Regions from separate parts of the Mus musculus genome. Here region 1 is linked to region 2. Evidence: chromatin loops called from intact Hi-C (ENCODE). Cell type or tissue: heart. All regions are shown on one strand. Links, peaks and the distances in the headings refer to the core of each region. The heading gives the core; the rest is flanking DNA.

What was found. A loop is a pair of places that touch in the nucleus more often than their neighbours do. Peaks named below come from ENCODE experiments on the same cell type or tissue, not always from the same donor. Only the 100,000 strongest peaks of a DNase experiment are listed, where the experiment ranks them.
Region 1: it touches region 2 in a loop (2.1-fold over the local background); 1 of 42 quality-filtered maps calls a loop at or near these places.

The regions. Positions count from the first base shown.
Region 1 is chr15:7,133,513-7,136,012 of GRCm38, forward strand. The region is part of intron 1 of Lifr (LIF receptor alpha); the gene reads left to right. Among named protein-coding and RNA genes, the nearest start is that of Lifr, 5.2 kb to the left of the region's middle. In heart, for the core only: a CTCF peak has its summit at 1,089 (motif pointing right); a DNase peak (open chromatin) is centred at 1,239; H3K27ac peaks cover 233 bases.
Region 2 is chr15:6,860,484-6,864,598 of GRCm38, forward strand. The region is part of intron 1 of Osmr (oncostatin M receptor); the gene reads right to left. Among named protein-coding and RNA genes, the nearest start is that of Osmr, 12 kb to the right of the region's middle. In heart, for the core only: a CTCF peak has its summit at 1,817; a DNase peak (open chromatin) is centred at 1,348; H3K4me3 peaks cover 1,069 bases; H3K27ac peaks cover 1,384 bases.

The DNA.
Region 1 (2,500 bases), core at 1-2,500, 270 kb after region 2:
TCTTAATGTGATGTTTTGGTTCTTCGGGCTTGCGACTGACCAATGAGCTGTGCCAAGCTCAGGTATGTTGTTCTCACAGAAGAAATGTGTGTGTGCCTGCTCTATTTTGGGAAATAGCAGGAACTTGTGGTATTTCCTCTTCCCAACTCCTAATCTGTTTGTTATTCTAAATATATGTTCCTTTATATTAATTGAAAGTTTGGGAAAGGAGTTTCATGCCAAGCAATTGTTAGAGCTGTGCGATAAGAGTCTTGTCTCTGGTGATTGACTGTTGGGCCCCTGTTCTGTATTAGGAGTTCCGTGATCTTGCAGAATGTGAGCTTGATCTCTCTCTCTCTCTCTCTCTCTCTCTCTCTCTCTGTCTCCCTCTTCTCTCTCTTTCTTTCTTTCTCTCCCTCTCTCTCTCTCTGTCTGTCTCCCTCCTCTCTCTCTCTCTTTCTTTCTTTCTTTCTTTCTTTCCCTTCCTTCTGTCTGTCTGTCCGTCTGTCTCCCTCCGTCTCTCTCTTTCTAATTTCCTATTCTGACTGTTGATACCTGATGGTAGTAACTTGTTTCCACGTAAGATAATTGTATCCCCCAGCTCGGCGTGACACAGGCAGTGCAGACACTGAGAAAACAATGGGTTCTTCCACACCTCCTTTGTGAGCAGAGTAGTCTTGGTCCTTTTCAGTCTCACTTCCCGCAAGTAGCTGAAGCCAGCGAGGCATTGTAGGGAGTTTCGATGTTTAGAAATGCAAGCACTCTCAAGCAGGTCCTTTGCAGTCCCTGTACAGGTTGCAGAAAGGCAGGAATTCCAGTTGTCATACATTGTCTTGAGTAATGCTGCATGTGTTCCTTCTAGACACTTGCACTGCCCCTGCTGACGCAGGCTGAAGGTGGTGCTCGCAAGCCTTGCCCACTCAGTGTTGGGAGGTGAGGAGGAATTTTTGGCGTATGTTTTTGGTTTCTAATGTACTTTTGCACGGTGGGAAGTTTTTGGCTCTCCTTCATTCTTTTGGCTTCTAAGGCTGAATAAGTTGGAATTAGCATTCATGTCTAGAATCGAGCATAATCTTGTTATGTGGTGGTATCTTGAAGGGCCACTAGGGGGCAATATTTCTTTCTGAAGGTCCGTGTGTGTCTGGGTTAAGCCTTCATCCCCGAAGCACACACTTCTGTAAGAAGTTCTTAGATCCAAGGACAGTTGACACGGTGGTAGCAGGAACATCTGGTGGAAAATAACAAGTGCTGACAGAAGTACTTCCCTGCTTCTAACATTAGAAAACGCTAACGGGGCAGATGGGTTGTAATTGTCCTGTGGACAGAACCTTGTGAGTTGGCTGAGCCCTGGTGGTGGTAGGATGAAGGTGAGACCGTGGCCCACACTTACATGCTGTAACCTCTGGGGCTGTTTGAGGGCCACTGTGGACATTAGGGCGTGATGACAAGATGCCAGCTGTTTGCACGCAGCAGGCCTGGAGGCCCCAGTGTACTTAAATATAATAAGAAATAAATCTTTTTAAAAAATTGAGGATTCAAACAACCTAGCCACAGCGTGGAGCTTGAGAGTCAGAGGGCCCTTTCGGATCCCCAAGTCAGCTTCTGGAGGCCCTTCTTCGGGCCTTTAGAGCATAAAAGTGAGTAAGGCGTGAACATTTGAGAAACTTCTCCAAAGAAACAGTTAAAGCGGGAATGTAAGTTATCTGACTGGAACTTTACCCCATGCTTACTCCTTGAAGGTACCATGATCAGCAGTTTTACTGTGGTAAAAACAACAAACAAACAAACAAACAAAAACAGTTTTAGGGGAGAGCGTGTGCAAGATACAGAGGGAGATGAAAATGTAAGCTCTTAGGAAAACATAAAATTGAGGATTCAGGGGCTGGTGAGATGGCTCAGCAGGTAAGAGCACCCGACTGCTCTTCCAAAGGTCCTGAGTTCAAATCCCAGCAACCACATGGTGGCTCACAACCATCCGTAATGAGATCTGACTCCCTCTTCTGCTGTGTCTGAAGACAGCTACAGTGTACTTACATATAATAAGAAATAAATCTTTAAAAAAAATTGAGGATTCAAACAACCTAGCCACAGCGTGGAGCTTGAGAGTCAGAGGGCCCTTTCGGATCCCCAAGTCAGCTTCTGGAGTTTAATATGTAAAGAAACTGAGACCCAGGGATGCCACGATTTGCCTGGGGACAGTCACTGAGGACTGACCAGCATCCTGACCCTTCTTGGACTGACTGTTACCTGAAAGAGTCTGAGTTCTGTCTAGAGGAGCATCTCCCTGAGGGGTTCGCCACTGTGGGCTTCCGTGTGTCATCTTACCACTGGCACTGAGTTCCGCCCACAGCAGGTGCCCCATATTTTGTTAAGTAAATACATACCTAAAAGAATTCCAATTGTCCGATGGGCACATTATCTGTGAGAGTGTGTTTATATAATATGGATGAATATATAATTTCTCATTTAAAAAAAATAGAGAGTGCTACTTTTGAAACCCAAACTCCTAGCTCTAGCACTG
Region 2 (4,115 bases), core at 643-3,142:
CCTCCCATACCTGTGTCTCTTGTCATCTGTCTTTGGAGGAAGAAGGCACATTTCCCTGTCCCATGAAGTGTCCCTCCGCTTATAAAAGAGGTGCAAATGACAGGGTGCAAGTCAGAAGCCTAGGTCTCAAGGAACCTTGAGTCAGCTGTGAGGATGTCCTACCATGGATTACTGCCTTGAGTCAGCTGTGAGGATGTCCTACCATGGATTGCTGCCTTGAGTGAGCGGTGAAGATGTCCTACTATGGATTACCGAGGTTTGGTAGCAAGAGCTTAATGACTAGCCAGCTCATTTGAATAATCCAAACAAAGCTGGTAAAGAAGAAAAAAGTTAAAAATGAAAGAGAACAAACAAAAGCTGATTGAAAAAAAGGACAAATATAGTCTCAAGGGGGCTCAGTTTAAATGAACCCCGTGAAGGGCTGGAGAGGTGCCTCACAGGTTGGAGGCCCTGGGTGCCCTGGCAGAGAACCTGGGTCCCATTTCCAGCATCCACTCAGTAGCTCAAAACCACCTGTAACTCCAGTTCTGGGGAACTAATACTATGCTGACCTCTGTGGGTACTAGACACAAATACGGTACACAGACATACAGGCAGGCAAAAATAACTGCACAAACAGTAATCAATAAATTATTTCAATTTTTTAAACAAATAATTTAAAAAATAATAATAATCACCGAAGTCATTTATACTCTCCCCTTTCCCTCTCACCAAAATTCAACCTGGAGAAAAGTTAACCTATTCAAAGACACAGAAGTTTTCATTATTCAATACCATTTTCCTTTTCTTTTGTTTTGTTTTCCCTGGAAGAGAATTGCAAATTGCAGGCCCTTTAAAGGGAGCCACTGGCTTATCAGGTCTTTGATCAGAGGACAATCTGGGGGCAGAGACAAGGTGGCAGGATGACCTCAAAAAGACCAGCTCGTTCTTCGTTTAATGGTTGAAAGCCCAGTAGTCAGGGGAAGTCCTGGTCTTTTACTTTTCTCTTTAGGACTCTGGGTCAGCAGAGATTCATGTTTAGCCAAGTTCTTGCCTTCGCCCTGCTGCCCAGATTTCTGGTTCCAGAGCTAGACCTTCCGTGAGCCTGTTTATGTGTTCCACCGTCACACCTGTTTATTCTCAAAGAGTGTTTTACAGGTAAATTGGAGCCACAACAAAGACAAGAACTGGATAAAGGAAAGGACTATGATAGACACCAGTGAGCTCTGAAGCAGCAGCCAGCCTTTCTGCACATTTCTGTCAGCACTGCATTCTATTCTTGGCCAACACATCATTCCATTCATAACTGATCTCTACTTACAACAGCACACGCTAACGGAATGCCAGAACCAGAGGGGAGAGCTAAGTCAGGGAGAAACCCTGTGTGCGCAGAACCCAGGGAGCAACGGAAGAGGCCTAGTGGGACCGGATGTGTGTGCCGCTCTGCTGAGAGTGACTTCAGTCCTGGGTCCAGGCTCTTAGCACTGTCCCCTCCCAACTCACTCTTGGGACGTGAAGGGGCCACTGTGGGAAGGAACTCTCATATCAGAAAGTTGAAACAGAAGACTCTGGAGCTGGTATGTACCTCAAATAGGTTTCTCTATGACAGGGCCATTTAAAACATTCCTAAACACATGGCATTACATCAAGAAGTTAAAGTTCCAGGTACAGAAATACTCAGCTGAGAAATTCAGAGGTGATGGTAAGCAGAAACGAGAGGTGAAAGGTCACCAGGCAACTCAGCTGGAAAACAGGTATTCTCAAAGACCACCGTATAGGTCTCACGTGCGCCTCTAGCAGCCATGAAGACAGAATTGCTTCTGATTTCTTGTCATCTACAATCTGCCTTCCTCCTGTTTAACTGTCTTCACAGCTGGGGCTCCTCAGCCAGCCACAGTTTGACAACACAATGGGAAAATGTCCAGAAATAGTAGGTAAGCTTACACATTGTTACATTTATTTATTTAGTGTGTGTCTCTGTGTGTCTGTGTATGTGTGTCTGTGTATCTCTTTGTGTCTGTGTGTGTATATATGTGTATGAGTGTGTATGTGTATAAGCATGCATATGTGTATGTGTGTATAGATGTGTGCATGTATGTGTTTTGTGTGTGTTTATATGTTTGTATGTATGAGTATAAGTGTGTATGTGCGTATATGTGTGTATGTGTGTATGAGTGTATATGTGTATATAAGTATATAAGTATGCATGTATGTGTATGTATATGTGTTTGTTTGTATATATGTGTGTAAGTGTGTGTTTATGTGTCTGTATATGTGTCTGCATGTATATGTGTATATAAGTGTGTGTATGTGTGTGCATAAGTGTGTCTGTAAATGTTTATGTGTATATATGTGTGCCTGTATATATGTATGTATGCATGATGTACGTATGTATGTATGTATGTATGTGTATATGTGTGTGTATGTGTGTGCACATGCACTCTCATTCCATGGGGTACACATGGAGGTCAGACAACAGCCTCTGTTTTATGGACTCCAAGGTCAAGTTCAGGTTCTAGGCTTGGCAGTAAGGTCCCCACGCCTCTGAAATGGCTGCTACTATGTATGGCTCCACTTGTTTGTGCCATTGCTGCTGTCGGTGTCACTGTTGCCTGCAGTCTTCCTGGCAAAATCAATAACGTCCTTTAAAATGGGCAGAATGAGAGTTGTCAGGTGCAACAACTCGGAGACTCAATAGAGCATTTCTTCTGAAAACCACACAGGAATAACCCTCCAACAGCCAGAGGCTCTGGAGAAATAGTCATCGTTCACTTGCGAACCTTGGGGGGGTGGGGGTGGTCAGGGGAGGAGCACTATGCCTGGTAATAGAGCCTTCCCAAATTACCCTACTCTGAGGATGTCACCTATTGTTTTGATGGGACGATAAGGAGGAGGAAGAAAGGCCAGAAGATCAAGAACAAATAGGAGAAAGATGTGGCTGAAGGGAGCAGATGAGCAGGGAAGGAAGTCCTGGGATGAGATTGAAAGTTTGTGCAGAGCAGAGCAGGCATATTTGAATCCTGTGGGCTGCCATGGTGAGGCACTGGAAACTACAGAGGTATATTGGGTTGATGAACACAGAGCAGAGACGAAGAGATGCAGAAAGAAATGGGGGGCCAGGAGTAGAAAGCAGCAGTGTCAGAATCAACAGTCCGGGTGAGAGTAGAGGGCAGGGTTGGACTGTGGAAGTGTGGTGGTGTTAGGGCGAGATTTCAAAGGCAGGGCTGATAAGCCATGGGGTGGGGACCAAATGAACCATCAAAAATTTCAGCTCAAGCCCTTTGGCTAACGCCCCCATTTAGCAAGGCAGAAGATCAAATGGATGGATTGGGAGTCTATCCGAAACTCAGCTCCAGATGAAAGTTTGATCTGCAAGAGAAGATCTTAAGCAGCCAGCTAAATATACAGAATTCCTGTATCAGTAGAAGAAAGCCAAGTACCACATGGGGCTACATGACTGTCAAGGCAGAAATCAAATATGACAAAGTCCAAGCTGAGAGCTGTGGGGTACTCCACGGCCTACGCTGTCTCCACTGACTGCACATGTACCATGCAGAGAAATATTAAAACCCAGGGTAAGCTTAGCTATACAGCACTCTCAAGGATGAGCCCTGTGGGTGGCTAGGAGGGTGTGTGGGCTGGTAGACCAGTACCTACTTATGGAGCAGAGATTCCCCACTGCTCGGGGTACAACACGTCCAGGAACCTAGCCTCAAATTCACACAGCGGCCTCAGAAGCTCCCTGCTCTCAGCAGTATGTGACTCCCCATTTTCACTAAGAAGACGATGGCGAGGGGTGTGTCTGTCGGCACCGCTAAGTCCTTTCCCCCGAATCTGTTGGTTTTCGCCTCTCCCCAATATCAATGGACTCCGTGGCACTAGAGAGAGCAGATCTGTGTCTGAGACACACCATGCACCAGAGTCCTAGGACACAGCTGCCGTTCAGGAAACATCTGGGAAATGAAGAAAAATGCACGCCAGTTTTCTCCCAGCTTCTCCTCTCCTCTTTCAACTTATTTTAATGAAAAACACCAATTAATTTCTTTTTAGATCTTTTTATCTTCTGTCACCAAATATTACCCAGTTCATAACCTTTGGCCCACAGGGGTTGGGGAGCTGGAGAAACTGCTAGGCAT